2 separate regions of the Mus musculus genome follow, and region 2 is linked to region 1. A link is a loop called in an ENCODE intact Hi-C map of the cell type or tissue named here. Cell type or tissue: heart. All regions are shown on one strand.

Region 1 (8,000 bases):
GCATTTTCTTTTCCCCCAGGAGAGAAAGAATAAGACAAAATTAATTACTACTGCATTGGGTTGCAAAACCCCCGAGGATGGTTCTGGGAAGTTGTAAGGAAAAGGAACTGAAAAAGTTATTTAATATTTAGATTTGAGATAAGAAAGTCATTGGTGTGATAGAGAACAGTATTGGATCTTACTCTATAGCCTAAGCTGCTCTTGAACTCAGGCTTATTATATATCCCAGAGTGACCACAAATTCATGACCATGCCCCTGCCTCAGCCTCCCAAGTTTTGGGATTACAGGTATCAGCCACCACACCTCTCTTATAGAGACTGATTTTTATTGGAATAATTTTTTATGAAAGATTTATTTTATTTTTAATTATGTGTACTTGTATATCTATGAGAGGGGAGGCATGTGGCATCAATGCATTCTGTGGAGAACTGAGGTATCAGATCCCTGGACCTGGAGTTATAGAAGGTGTGAGCCACTCAGGTGCTGCTCTACAAAAGTCATAGGAGTTCTTATCCACTAAACAGTCTCTAATCTCTCTGGCCCTATGACATGCTTTCTATGGAGCTGGGAATGTGGTGCCCACCCATAATCTCAGCTTTCCAGAGGCCGAAGGGGACGGATCAGGATTCCCCAAGAAGAGGACAGGGTGAGAGGGAGGGAGGGGAGAAAGGAAGGATGTAAGGAAACTGACCTTCTAGTTCATGTGTATGTTTCAATGTTCCAACTCCGTGCAGAAGTGTGACAAGTCTGGGCCCTGTCGTCCTGTCTTGCCTTCCTGGCTGCAGAGGCTCTGGGCTCATGGAGTGTCCTGGATGACTGCCCTGAACTGTTTTTCTCTTTAATGTTGATGTGTGATATGTCTGTGAGTGTGATATATGTGTGCGAGTATGCATGTGTCAGCGGACAGCCTTGGGGGTCAGTCCTCTTCCACCTTGTTTGAAGCACAGTCTCTTTGCTTTTTGGCTGCTACATGCCTTAGGCTAGTTGGCCTGCGAGCTATCAAGGATTCCCCTGTCTCTACCTTCCATCTCCCTTTAGGGCCACTGGGGATTATAGATGCTCATACTCCTGTGCTCAGCTTTAAGTGGGCTCTGGGGATTCAAACTTGGGACCTCATACTTGTCTGGCAAGCACTTTAGCCACTAAGCCATCTATTTTCCCAGCTCTGTTTTGTTTTCATTTCAGCAAGATTTCGTGTATCCCAGGCTGGCCTCAAACTCATTACATAGCTGAGGACAGCTTTGAACTTGTGATCTCCCTGCATGTCCCCCTAAGTGTTGAGGTTACAGAAGTGGGCCACCACTCTGGGTTTATGTACTGGAGGCCTCCAGCATGCTAGACAGGCACCCTACAGATTTAACAGAAACCCCAGCCTGTGACCCTGCTCTGAAAAGATTCCTTATCAGACCGATTGTTCTTTGTGCCTCTTTAGCTTTGAAGGTCATGGCTTGGGACAAGTCTCTCAAACCACAATCCCTGAAAATCTGGCCGCCCTCCTAGACGCTCTAAACTTTATTCAGAAATTTGCATATGCAATTGGCTAAGCAATGTCTTTAATGAATAATCAGTATCAAATTATGGTTAAAAAGACCATGAGGCCCCTGTGGGGATGGCTTTCACAATACACTGTGTTGCTCTCGTGTCTTTCTACCTAGCTTTAAAAGAAATGAAAATGTCTCCAAGCAGTTTTGACCTTGAAGGCGTTCACACCCAAATCCCATTTATAGGGAAACTTGAAGATAGCATATCTACACTCTAACTTCCTGTACAATGTGCCCCATGCTTTTTAAGCCTGGAGATACATCTTATAAGATAGGCATGACACTGAAACCACCAAAAGTTATTTTAAGGAGAAATTATTAAACATGGTGGTGCTTGCTTATCATCCCAGCACTTGGGATTCGTGGATGGAGGACCAGGAATTCAAGGCCAGCCTCCACCACGGAAAAGTGAGTTCAAACTGGGCCACATGTAAGTACATCTCAAACAAACAGAGCCTCACTGCTGTACCAGACCAGTACAGGATTAAGCCAGTTCGCTTTCCAGCAGGAGTTAGAAGGAGATCGTGAGCCCTTACTCCTCACTGCGGAGCTGTTGACAGTTGATGGCTTCATGGGAGGGGGACTCAGGGTTGGTTAGTTGGTTTTTCTTTCTTTCCTTCTTTTTTCTCCCCCTTAGAGGAGCAGTTCTTGGTCATGCCCAGGAAAATCTGGGCAAGACAAACTGGAGTCAGTAGGTTATTTTTTTAAAAGGAGAATATGAAGGGAGTGGTGGTGAGGGATCTAGAAAGGTTAGAAGTTAGAGGTTAGAGGGCAGAGTGGGGGTGAAAGTGGTCAAAACACTAAGATTCTCAGACTTAACAGAAAACATCTTAAAAGCACTGAGAAACAAAAGTAAATAATGACAGTTTGAAAGTTGGTTACTGTAAATCCAGGTTGTTTGTGTTTGTTGTTTTGGTTTTGAAACACAATCTTAGCCCCTGCTGGTTTCAGCTCACAGTGTAACTGAGGCTTGCCTTGAGCCCTTGATCCACCCCATCCCCCCACCACCACTTTCCAGTTCCTAAATGCTGGGATTGTAGTCATGGGCCACAGCACCTGGTTTATTGGAAACATTTGGATTATAAAATAATCAAGTTAGTTAACCCTGAAAGAAATATGTCCCTTTAGCACTTTGTCAAAGAACGCAGGATACCGTGGGTTCAAAATCACCGGCTCTGCTGCTGCCCACCCTGGGTCCTTCTGCCCCCCCCCCCCCCCCCACACACACACCTGGGCGTGCTCCTGGAGTCCTCTTTGGATCTCCCACTATGGGCCTTATGCTCTGGTTTCGGGGTCTTCCCTGGTTCTACCCCCTAGCCTTGGCCTTGTGCTGTGAAACTACCCAAGTGGGCTCTGCCAGCCCCCTCTCGCTCTCACCATCCTTCCGGAGGCAGCAGCTGCGGCCGCACTTCTGCCCGGTGTTCTCCGAGTAGTACTTGAGGAACTGGGCGCCCAGCCTCTGAGACTCCTCCAGGTCCAAGAGCATCCCCGGGAAGCGGCGGATCCAGCAATCTCTGTAGAACACAGTGGGTGAGCAGAGCCCATGCACCATGCTAGCCAGCCCCAGCAGCAGTAGCAGCTCCACAGCCCGCATCTCTCCGTGCTGAAGGGAGGCAGCTGGAGCTGATCATGGGCTGCTAGGGCTGCAAGGGGCGTCCTTCTGCCGAGGCATCTCGGCTCCTTTTTTGTTCCTTTCCAGCTGGGCCCCGGGAGAGTGCTGGCCTTGCTGCTTTCTCTCTGGACCCTGTCCAGAAAGTTTTGGTGTTCTGACCCTTGCTCTTTTGAAGGCGGGGATGCTCCCGTCAGCTAGTCAGCTATTCTTCTTTCTCTAGGAGTAAAGAGTCACAGACACCTTTTCCTAGGCAGGCATAAAGGCCAGGAGAAACCCTAGCTGCTGAGAAAACAATTACCTAGTCTCTTGACCTCAGATTAAGGGAGGCTCTGTTTTCAGAAACAACACATTGTTTTGTGAGGTGTTCACTATAGGCTTAAGAGCTGGTGACGACTGTATTTTTTTTTCTCCCTAAGTTTTGTTGTTCTGGCTCCAGAGAAAACCAGTTCGTGTACTTGTTTGACTTTTTATTATTAAACAAAACAAAACAAAACAAAACAAAACAAAACAAAACAAAAAAAAAAACAAGAGCCGGACATACGTGGTGGTCTACAAAGTCAGTTCCAGGGCAGCCAGGGCTATACAGAGAAACCCTGTCTCGAAGAACAAACAAACAAAGAAAACAAAAACAAAACTTAAAAGGAAAAAAGTAGAAAAAGAAATATATTTAAAATGTTTAATTTTGCGATAAATGCAATTGTATATATTCTGGTTACTTCTTAGGGCCAGTAGTTTTCTTGTAAGCCTAAAAGAAACTAAGAATTCGACCCCAATTCAGCATGCTCATAACGAAGGGGAAATATGACAGCCTTGAAAAGGCATATGGCTCCATCCCCAGTAACTCTGTGACCCCACCTACCTGCCTCCCTGCTGAACACCATTCGAATGCGCATGTCTCACAGCCACTTCGTGTTTGCCCATGTGGTGGGCAGAGACAACTTGCCAGAGTTGGGTTTTCCTGCTACCACATGGTTCCGAAGTTCAAACTCAGAGTATCAGGAGTCCTCAGCAAGCACTTTGACCTGCCCAGCCACCCCACCAGCCAGCCAGCTGGACATAACCTTATTTATTCTCTCTCTCTCTCTCTCTCTCTCTCTCTCTCTCTCTCTCTCTCTCTCTCTGCCCTGCTCGTGCCCCCCCCCCCTTTTCTCCAGACAGGGTTTCTCTATGTAGTCCTGGCTGACCTTGAACTCAGGTAGGCCTGCCTCTGCCTCCTGGATGCTGTGACTAAAGGTGTGAGCACCACCAGCCGTCTGTTAGTTATTTCTAACAGGATCTTTTCTGGTTTTGGTGCTGTCATGGAGACCTAGGACCTTGTGTGTGCTGGCTAAATGTTCTGCCACTGATCTGGGAACGCTGACTTTGAGAGACAAGTCAACTTTCCTCACTTTCAACACCTATGTTTTTGAGACATTGTCTCCCAGTGCAGGCTTGGCTAGCCTGGGACTTGTTATGGGGACCAGGCTGGCCTTAAACTCAGATCTGACTCCTTCTGCCTCCTAAATTCTGAAATTAAAGGTGTTTGTCACATGACTTATTTTGCCAGAGAGTGTTTTCTTGACCCCAGGTGTATAGTAGATGCACAAATCAAACATTCACTGATAGTAAACCAGAAATAATTTTATTTTGGGGCTGGAGAGATGGCTCAGGAGTTAAGAGCACTGACGATTCTAGAGGTCCTGAGTTCAATTCACAGTAACCACATGGTGGCTCACAGCCATCTGTAATGGAATCTGACGCCCTCTTCTGGTGCGTCTGAAGAGAGAAACTGTGTACAAAATAAATATTTTTTTTAAAAAAAGAATTTTATTTTAAACAAATCTTTGAAATGCATAGAATTTTACCATGTATTAAAACAAAATTTGTATGCTAATGATATGGATGTGCTTGTTAATTTGCACAAAATATTTTTGAATTAATCTCCTCTTTGACAATTTCACACATGTACATAATATATCTGGAGCATACTCTCCACCAATTAATTCCTCCCCCAAACACTTCCAGTAAATATCCCCTTCCTGCTTCAGGCCCTCTGTTGGCTGGCTGGCTTGCTTTCTTCTTCTTCTTCTTCTTCTTCTTCTTCTTCTTCTTCTTCTTCTTCTTCTTCTTCTTCTTCTTCTTCTTCTTCTTCCTCTTCCTCTTCCTCTTCCTCTTCTTCTTCCTCCTCTTCCTCCTCCTCCTCCTCCTCCTCCTCCTCCTCCTCCTCCTCCTCCTCCTCCTCCTCCTCCTCCTCCTCCTCCTCCTCCTCCTCCTCCTCCTCCTCCTCTTCTTCTTCTTCTTCTTCTTCTTCTTCTTCTTCTTCTTCTTCTTCTTCTTCTTCTTTTTTTGGTAACCTTGCTGGAATGTTGACCATTCTTCTTGTTGGCTATCTAGTGCAGACCATAGTTCTGAGAGCTCACCAGTGTGATCTCCTCTTCCCGTACAAAAGACACACATTCCACAGCAAATCCTCCCCACTCTCCCACCTTTATGCTCTTTTAGCCCCTTCTTCCAAGTAGTTCCCTGAGCTTGTGGGGAGAGGTTGCTATAGAAGTCCGGTTAGGGCTGAACACCCAGTCCCTTGTTCTCAGCACTTTGATGAGCTGTCTGCCCACTACAGACAGAGACTTCTTGGGCCAAGGCGGATGGAGAGCAGCACTGATCTGTGGCTATGAACGTAAGTATTCAGAAGGTAACTTGATAGCATATCCATTTAGCAAAGCAACAGCAGTGAGCCCCTTAGGGCTGTGACCCTGAGCACCAATTGTCAGTGTTTAATGATCAATGACAGCTTCATCCACTCAATGATGACATTAAACAACGTGTTCATGAAGCCTTGATACTACTATAGCTTAAATACTTTGTAACAAAGAAGTTTATATGTATTTGTCTTTATGCCCAGCTTTTTAGAACACTGTGTGGTTTACTGAAGTTATTGGATCTTTTAAGATGCCCCATCGTATGGCCAGGGGTTAAAATCTTGCAGGAGCGGTGCCCAGTATTGTCAGGTACCACTTCAGATTGCAGTCCAGCTGACCTCACTGTGGTAATGTGACCAGGGTTGAATTGCCTCTCTAATGAGAATCATTCTCAAAGGTTGGCTTTCTGGTTTGTTTTAAAAGGCAAGAGAATACCAGTTGGTCTGGAAACAAAAGCTTCCATTGGTAAAGATTCTAAAGAGCCAGAGACTAAGAGCCTGTTCTTCTGGTGACTCACTGAATCCTGCCTTGCTGATGGAGGCGCAGACAGATCCAGGTCCAGCCTTTTTTAAGTCAGCCCTCCCAGAAGCCCCCAGCCTGATGTCTAATGGTAGCTGTGGCATTTTGCCTTGCTGTAGAATCTACTAAATCCTTGGCCCCTCACCTGAAACCCTCCTCATACCCCAAACACTGAGAGTGACAGATGGGGAACGGAAGCCTGCCAGGAATGATTGCAGGCCTGTCAATCACGGGGCTGTGTTCCAAGTTTCTCAGAGTATCCAAGAAAGTAAGGCATAGCAAGCCTCAGGTCCATGTGTTGTGTCTCTTTCCCATGGGAAGGCCGGATCCTGCTAGAATGTTTTCTGTACTTCATAGTTCCTTACCTTTGTGTGTATTCTGCAGAATATAATGGCCGACAGCCCTCTCTCTGTGAAGCAGCCGACGGACACAGTAATGCTGGGGAATGCAAGGCAGGGCACCATGGGTACCAGGGCAGACACTATCGCTTCATTACAGCCTTTGGGATCCAGCCTTCTAACCAAGCGTCCCGCCAGGGAACATAGGAAAATGTTCTTTCCTAACAGCTATGATGGGATGGTGGTGGTGGGGTAGATAGGGATGAGAGCGGGCAAGTGCTACCCAGAGGGGACAGCTCTGACGCATCTTCATCTCCGCATCCCCATCTCCGCATCCTCTCCACCCACCTGCCCTTTTTGCTGCTCAGAGACTCTGCTGTCTTGGTGCTGGGGTTTGAACCATGCCACTGCCTGCCTTCCTATCTGTCTGTCTTGTCCATGGAGTTAATAACTCTTCTAATAAATTGCTTAGCCCTAGTAATCCGTTAGTCCACTCTGGAACCACCCCGCGGATCTAAAACCTCGCAGTACTGACTGGCCCAGGAAAACTCACACAGGGACTGTGGGGCTGCGGGAAACACCAGAAGATCAAGTACGGTGACTTGTGCGTAGGGGGCGAGCACCGCGAACCGACGCGTTTGTTTGTTTCCTAACAACACCGTGCTGGAGAAATGCACAGTGGTTAAGAGTGCACACTCCTGCTGCGGAGGACAGGAGCTCCGTTTCCGCGTAGGGCAGCTCACAACCGCCCTTACCTCAGGCTGCAGGGTGATCTGCCGCCTTTGGCTTCCTGGCACCTGCATTGTAGCGGAGGAACCCACATAGACACATGGATTAAAGATCAGAGAGGCCGTTTACTCGGAGGGCGTGTGACGCACCGGCGGGGCTGAGCCCGGGGCCCGCGGCCCGCGGCGGCGGAAGGAAGGAAGCGAGAGCGCAGGCCGGGCTCGGCGGAGGCTGTGCGCCCGGGGGAGGAGCCTGAGCGGCCGAGCGGCGGGGCGCAGCGGCCCAGCCATGTCGGCCGAGGAGATGGTGCAGATCCGCCTGGAAGACCGCTGCTACCCGGTGAGCAAGAGCAAGCTGATCGAACAGAGCGACTACTTCCGCGCGCTCTACCGCTCCGGCATGCGCGAGGCCGTGCGGCCCGAGGTGGGCCCGGAGGTGCAGCAGCTGCGCGGCCTGAGCGCTCCGGGCCTGCGGCTGGTGCTGGACTTCATCAACGCGGGCGGCGCGCGCGAGGGCTGGGGCCTGAGCGAGGACGAGCTGGCCGAGGCTAGTGTGCTGTCCGAGATGGTGGAGGCCGCGTCCTTT
Region 2 (8,000 bases), 1.7 Mb after region 1:
GCAGCATACAGCTGTAATCCCAGCAATTGAGAATGGAGACAGGAGGACTAGAAGTTCAAGGCCATCCTTGGTCACACAGTATACTTGAGACTAGCCTGGGATATATGAGACCTGTCTCAAAAAAATAAAAAATACATAGACACAAACAAAGCTGAAGACTATACCTAATAGTCCCAGCCAAGGCCAAATGCCTCCTCAGATCATGCAGACAGGGTGTGGCCTACCTCACCAAATCTGGAGACCGAATTATCCCTTCCACAATGTTGTCACGGATCTGCTGCCGGTCGTTCTCATGAATATTGAATGGAAATATCACTTCTCCTGGTGGAGGCTCCCTGTCTGGCCAGTATTGTGTCACCATGTTCTTCAGGTAGATGGCAGCTGAGTTTAAGAGAAAAACAGATGTGTTGGACTCAGCCTTACAATTCAGCCTTGTATAGTACAATGCCCACCCAAGATGGAAAAGCTTACAGGTGCAAAAGTTCCCCAACTTGGGAAGGGAAGATGGGAAGAATTCAAGAATTTTATTTGGGAGTCCCACAGGAATAGCCCACCAAGCTGGAGGACATCCTTGAGTGACATAGACATGACCTTGGAATCATGTCCAAGTTTTCAGACTGAGTACAAATACAGTGTCATCAGGAAATTTCCCTTTTCTCAAACGTAACAGTAAACCTGCTGTCTGCTGCTGATCCTGTCCCCCGTCACCCTATACATTCAGGAGTATTTGTGCCCTTATAGCACTGGTAATTTCATTTAATTCTTTGATATATTATTTATAATTCATAAATAGACATCCACTCTCAGATATATTTGGAAAATCTCAAGAAATCTGTATCCCTAGCTATCAAAATCTATAAATCATTGTTTCTACTTTTTCAACATTGGACAAAAAGACATTTGGAAGAAATTAGCTGAATTACTGCTGTGAGGCTGCTTTATTTTGTTTGGTGTATGTTTGTGGTAACCCAACATTGCCTTTGGGTGATAGGATTACAGGAGGCCACCAGGTATGGCTGGATGTCATGCAGGTTCTGGGAATCAGAACATGGATCCTCACTCGTGCAGGTAAAGCATTTCATCCACTGAGCTAGCTCCCCAGTGTAATAAGAGATGTGGCTAGACATGGTGATGCACTGCCTTAACCCCAGCACATGGGGAAGTTGAGACAGAAGACTGCTTCAAGTCTAAAGCCAATCTGAGCTATATAATCAACTCAAAGTTGAGATCTTGTCTCAAAGAGAGAAAAGAGAAAAGAAAGAATATGAAGTTTAACCATTCCAGTTTAATACTTAGTATAAACACATACTCTCAAACGTGTATAAAGACAGACATGTTTCTGAAGAGCGCCCCAGCTTTCTCTTTCCTTTCTGCTCCCAGCAAAGTTTCTTCTACTTCAATTTTACTATGAATTAAACATGGATAATAAAAGCATTTCACCATTGAAAAATATAACATGTTCTGTATTGGTTAAAATGTGACCAAAATTTAACTAAATTATGAACTTGATATCCTATAAGCCCTCTTTCATACATTTTGATGCACCTAGGATTTCAATGTGTTTAAGTAAAAAAAAAAAAAAAAAACCTTAACAGCATGGTAAGCATGCATATATGTGGAAATGTGTATGTGTGTGTTTTAAACCAAGCATCTCATTTACCTCAGTATAATTATTCTATTCTATAATGTGACTGGGTAAGGCTACTCATGCAATAATAGAAAAAGCTAAACATGGTAGTACACACCTATAAGCCTAGAACTTGAAAGGCAGAGACAGAAAGATCAAAGCCCACCCTGACTACATGTAAGGGATAAGGGAAGAAGATATACATCAGGCATATAAATAAGCTTCATATTTAAAACAAAAAGTCTACTTCCTGGTACTAATAAAAAAAAGAAAAAGAAAGGGAAGGAGAGAAGGAAGGAAAGAGAGAAAAAGTTCTGGTCCCCATTCAAACATCCATTCAAAGTCACATTGGTGGTGTCCCACACCTTTAATCCCAGCCCTGGGGAGGCAGAGGTAGGCAGAATTCTGTAAGTTTGAGGCCAGGCTATGACACAGAGAAACCCTGTCTCTGAAAAAAAAAAGAAAAAAGTCCAAGCAATACACTACATCTGTGAGTTGACACAAATGCCACTAGAACTCAGATCTATAAATCTGTGGTCTTAATCTAAGTGACCTATGGTAATGCTATTGGGATCATAACAAATTAGAGAGAAAAATTATTAAAAGTAGAAAAGCAAAATGGAAAACAGCAATGTTAGAAAGGCAAGGAACTGATGGATAGATGAAAGCAGAGAATAAAATAACCAAAAAACAAAACAAAAAACTAGAGTAGCAGTGAGAACTCAGTATTTACCACTAACTTTTCAAGAGAAAAGAAAATGTCTTAGAAGTATTTCATGTGCTCTTCCTAATGTTTGTTTGTTTGTTTGTTTGTTTGTTTTTCGAGACAGGGTTTCTCTGTATAGCCTTGGCTGTCCTGGAGCTCACTTTGTAGACCAGGCTGGCCTTGAACTCTGAAATCCGCCTGCCTCCGCCTCCCGAGTGCTGGGATTCTTCCTAATTTTTCAAAAGACTTTTGAATACATATTTTTAAATTATATTTTTTATTCCTTGAGTGTTACATACATTTAGATAATGTATATTGATCATATCAACCCACCACTGCCTCCTTTCAACTTCCCTAGTGATCCCTATGGTATACCCACCCAATCTTCATTTCCTCTTTATTTTTTACTGTTATTATTAATAGCCCTGAGTCAAATCAGTGATGCCCTAGGAACCTGAGTGTGTGGCCATCCACTGAGACGTGAGCTTCTTACCATCAGCCACATCACCAAAGGAGAGTGACTCTCCTTCAGCAGCCATCAACTGCCAGCAGCTCTTTCAATAGGGTTGGAGGCCGTAAGGGTCATTCCTGGATCAATGCTGGAATTTTAGCTGTCATGTTCTTGTACAGGTCTTATACAGTACATTGTAAATATTTAGATTTAAAGTAGAATGCTCATTGACTTGAAAATGCAACTTACCTGCCTGACGCACAGGGAACTCCACATGGTCAGAGACTATGATCCGAAGCAAGCTGGGGGCAAAATTAATAATCTTGTAGGACTGAAATTACAAAGAAATGCTTTGTAAAAAACGAGGCATTCTGAACAGCTACTAGCACCATTACAGAATATATTATTGTCTAAATGAAAAAAAAAAACTTTTTTGTTATTGTTTTTTGGTCATTTTTCGAGTTAGGGTTTCTCTGTGTAGCCTTAGAACTCCTTCTTTTTTTTTTTTTTTTTTTTCTTTTTTCTTTTTTTTTTTTTTTTTTTTTTGGTTTTTCGAGACAGGGTTTCTCTGTATAGCCCTGGCTGTCCTAGAACTCACTCTGTAGACCAGGCTGGCCTCGAACTCAGAAATCCGCCTACCTCTGCCTCCCAAGTGCTGGGATTAAAGATGTGTACCTCTACTGTCCAGCAGAAAGAAAGGCTTTTAACATAAGATAAATTCTGAAGTAAAATGAAGATTATAAAAATATTTTAAGTTAAAAAATCCTTATAACTAATGAATAAAAATGTGAGTAGTTTTATGATTGACATATATTCCCAAAATGCTCTCCAGAAAGTCTTCAGGTAACTCTCTAAACAGCAGCACATAAGTATTCATTCACCTACCATAAAAACCTGTGAAACCTTAACACCTTATTACTATTTTAAATGATATGTCTTCTGTTACTCAAAGTCCTTTCTGTTGACTATTTTTTCTTCTACAAATTTCTTTTTTTTTTAAACTAAGAATCTCTTTTTTTTAAGATTTATTTATTTATTATATGTAAGTACACTGTAGCTGTCTTCAGACACTCCAGAAGAGGGCATCAGATTTCATTAGGGATGGTTGTGAGCCACCATGTGGTTGCTGGGATTTGAACTCGGGACCTTCGGAAGAGCAGTCGGTTCTCTTAACCACTGAGCCATCTCGCCAGCCCTACAAATTTCTTATACCCTTTATCCTTTGAAAGGGGAAATTTCATTTTTTTTTTTTATTAAACAACTCTATGAGATATTAACCAGATTACAATCTAAACCTTTTATTTGACCTCTGTGGTAAGACAATAGTGCTACCTTAACAAGATCTAGAATCACCTCCGAGATAAGCCTCTGGACTTATCTGTGAAGGAATTTGTAGTTAAGTGATATGGGATGATGCTCCTTACAAGTAGGGTCTTGGATTGAAGAAAAAGAAGAAAGCCAGCTAACACCAGCATCCATCTACCTCTGCATCCTTACTGTGGATACAATGTAACCAACTGCACTGGTTACAATGTAACCAGCTGTCTCACGCTCTTAATACTATGCCTTCACCACCATGATGAACTACACCCTCACACTGTGAGCCAAAGTAAACCCTTCCTCCCTTAAACTGCTTTTATCAGGCATTTTCTTACTAGAAGAAGAAAAGCAACTCATATAAGCTACTCACCACAATTGTTTCCTCCCAGACTACTTGAGCTTTAATTTTCTTGATATGCACTTTTGACAATCAGAAAACAAAATGTCATCTTCAGAAAACAGAAGCCCAACACAGGGAGAATAAAGACAGAATCATGTTTTTAAATTAAAAAAAAAAAATTACAAGTTACTAGAGAGAAAAGCTAGTCCAAAGAGAGCCATTGTGGCACAAACAGCAGAGGACAGGCATTGCTAGGCACAGTCTTCTCAGTATCACAGTGCCTCAGGAATCCATGCTAATGACTTGCTGCTCATTCTGTACACCCATAGGCTGTTTACTCTGGACACCAGTAAGACAGAACCCCATTCCTTCTGACCATATTTACATATGTATCTAGAATCATACCATCCCTCAGCCTAGCCTGGAGCTCTGTGTGACTGTTAACTTACAAGCAGTTTCCGCTAGGCATCTCCCAGGGACCTAGCAACAGCTTACATCATCACCTGTCACCAATACCTGCTGCTGCAGCCAGGTGTGACATATAAAAGGAATAATCACCACCCTAGCTTTCTCTCTCTCTCTCTGTTCCCATGTGTTCCCAGCCAGTCTCTACCCCCGCCTTCTTTCTGTACTTCTCTGACTCAGCTTCTCTTCCCTCATGGCCCTTCTCCTGTTTGTCCGCCTCTACCTCGTAACTCCCTCCCCTTTCCCCAAATAAACCTCCTTTATATTAGGTCTGTTGCATGGCAAGATTTCCCAGGAGGGCATCTTGGCATGGGCCCACCTGGTACACCCCCACCCCACCCCATTAGATTTCATGACACTGACATTCCCAAAAGTTTCATAAATTCTCAAGTAAGGAAACCAGTCCATTCAGCTTGACTTCTCCTGAGTGCCTATATGGGCAATGTTATCCTTTGAGACATAACTAGGTTAGTAATATTTTCTCTTTCCTTTTTTTTTTCTTCCTTTCTTTCTCTTGTGTGTGTGTGTGTGTGTGTGTGTCTTCTATCTTTACATGAGTTCCAAGGATCAACCACTGGTCATCAGGCTTGGAAGGCAAACACCTTTACCCATTAAGTCCTTTTGCCAGCCCACTCAATGTTTTTTAATTTTTATTTATCTATTTTGTGTGTATGAGTGATTTTGCTTACATGTATGTCTGTGTACCATGAAGAGGGAGTCAGATTCCCTGGAACTGGAATTACATATGGTAGTGAGCCACCATATGAGTGCTGGGAAGTGAACTCGGGTCCTCTGGAAAAGTGTCCAAAGCTTTTAAATGCTAATCTGTCTCTCCAGCCCCAACTCATTTGCTTGTTTTGTTTTTAGAGACAGGGTTTCTCTGTGTAGCCCTGGCTATAGTGCAATGCAGCTCACTCTGTTGGTCAGACTGGCCTTGAACTCAGAGATCCGCCCGCCTTTGCCTCCTGAGTGCTGGAAATAAAGGCATGTGCTACCACTACTGTACTAACCTTTTTTAAAAAACTTTTCCAGCTAGGTGTGGTGGTATATACACTTTAATCCCACAACTCATGGTGCAGAAGTAGAGTTCCAAGCCAGGAGTTTAGTGGGTTAGTTTGATGCTACTTGTAATCAAATGCTAAATTCTGCACCCCTAGGTTTGGCTGCTCCAAGACAAGCAGATCCTCTTGTATACCAGCTTTTGTTATATAAACCACCCAACCACCCCCCAACACACACACACACACACACACACACACACACACACACACACACACACACGCTATCCATGATTGGTTAATAAAAATGCCCACAGCCTGTAACTGGGCAGAAGAAAGGAAGGCAGGGCTTTGATTCCCAGGCTTGGGATCTGAGGCCGGGACAATGAGGGGATGAGAGAGAAGGAAGAAGTCACCTTGGGGTAGGTGGATCATGAGTACATGGCCATGAGGGCTGGCCTGTTGGAGTAGGAACTACCCAGAGGGAACATGGCAAATGATTTCTCAGGGTTATTGACAGGGAAATAGACAAAATAAGAGGGTTGATATCTGCTCAGCTCTAGAGCTTTAAGGATTACTATAAATATAAAATTTTTGTGTCTTTTATTTGGGAACTAAATGCTTCTAAAGTAGGGTAGAAACCCCCAAATAATATTTACCACAACAAGGGAGGTCTACTCTATCTCAAAAAAAAGAAAAGAAAGGAGGTAGATTCCTTTTTAACTATCACTAAAACCATAAAAAAAAAATCTAGTTTTTTTGGTTGGTTGGTTGGTTGGGTTTTTGGTTTTTTGGTTTTTTGTTTTTTTTTTTTTGGTTTTTCGAGACAGGGTTTCTCTGTGTAGCCCTGGCTGTCCTGGAACTCACTCTGTAGACCAGGCTGGCCTCGAACTCAGAAATCCTCCTGCCTCTGCCTAAAAATCTAGTTTTTTAAAAGCAGGTGTGGGGATCTGGCAGGGGAAGGCAGTGATTAGCAGCACCTGCTGTTCTTCCACAGCACCCAAGCTCAGTTCCCAATACCCACACCAGGTGGCTCAGACACCCCTATCTCCAATTCTAGAGAATCTAAGCCCTCTTCTGGTCTCTGCAGGCACCCCCATCCATATACATGATAAAAGAATATTTTTTTAAAATCTGGGGCTTTGGAGAGAGAGAACTCAGAAGTTATAGGCATCTACCACTCTTTCAGAGAACCTAAGCTCAGTTCCCAGCACCGATGTCAAGCCGCTCATAGGTGCTGTAACACAAGCTCCATGGGTTCTGATGACACTGGCCTCCACAGGCACCTACGTACACATGCACATACCCATATCCATACACAGAATTTTTTTTAAATAAACAAATTTAAATGAAACAAAAGCAATTTTTTAAGCCTGGGCTGCATGAGATCCTGATTCAAACAAATTTGGAAAAAGAAGAGAGAGTTAAGCCATTAAAGAGTGCAGAGCACCTGAGTTCAGTTCCCAGCATCCACATTAGGTGGCTCATAACTGCCTGCAACTCCAACTTCAAAAGACCTGACTCCAAAAATCCAAAGGCCTCTGACCTCTGCAGCCACCTGCATTCATGTGCACAAACCCACACACATTATTTATGTATATGTATGCTTTATTTTATATATAACCAAGAATAAACCTTTTAGCTGGCTATGGCGACATATGCCTTTAATCCCAGCACCTGGGGGCAGAGACAGGTAGATCTCTGAATTCGAAATCACCCGGTCTACAGAGTGAAATTAACACCAGCCTGGTCTACACAGCTAACACCAGCATCCATCTCATATTTACATATGTATCTCATACAGTAGATACCTATTCATTCATGCAAGCAAAGCTGGATGACACAGAGGTGCTAAGGGACAAGCACGCAATACCCAACATCAAATCTAGGTCTTCTACTTCAAGTACAAAAACTTACTGAAAGCCTATTACAATCCAAAACGCTGTACCAGATATAAATGCTAAGTGAATGACGGAGTAACATTATCCTGTTTTGGTTTGATTTTTATGGTTCTGGAGATGAGCTTAGGGCCTCCCACTGTAAAGCAAACTACAAGTAACAAGGAAAACGATCTTCTGATGAGACAGAATTTG

What was found. Peaks named below come from ENCODE experiments on the same cell type or tissue, not always from the same donor. Only the 100,000 strongest peaks of a DNase experiment are listed, where the experiment ranks them.
Region 2: it touches region 1 in a loop (7-fold over the local background); 2 of 42 quality-filtered maps call a loop at or near these places.

Annotation. Positions count from the first base shown.
Region 1 is chr6:147,083,829-147,091,828 of GRCm38, forward strand. It overlaps Mansc4 (MANSC domain containing 4), which reads right to left and starts at 3,204. Exons shown (of 3, transcript NM_001034903.3): 1 at 2,920-3,204. The coding sequence starts at 3,136. Klhl42 (kelch-like 42) reads left to right here and starts at 7,247. Exons shown (of 3, transcript NM_001081237.1): 1 at 7,247-8,000. The coding sequence starts at 7,704. In heart, a CTCF peak has its summit at 4,909 (motif pointing left); DNase peaks (open chromatin) are centred at 3,173 and 7,643; H3K4me3 peaks cover 2,153 bases; H3K27ac peaks cover 1,756 bases; H3K27me3 peaks cover 272 bases.
Region 2 is chr6:148,821,371-148,829,370 of GRCm38, forward strand. It overlaps Ipo8 (importin 8), which reads right to left. Exons shown (of 25, transcript NM_001081113.1): 2 at 3,034-3,115; 3 at 225-381. Among named protein-coding and RNA genes, the nearest start is that of Ipo8, 6.1 kb to the right of the region's middle. In heart, no CTCF peak of the experiment used is centred here; no DNase peak of the experiment used is centred here.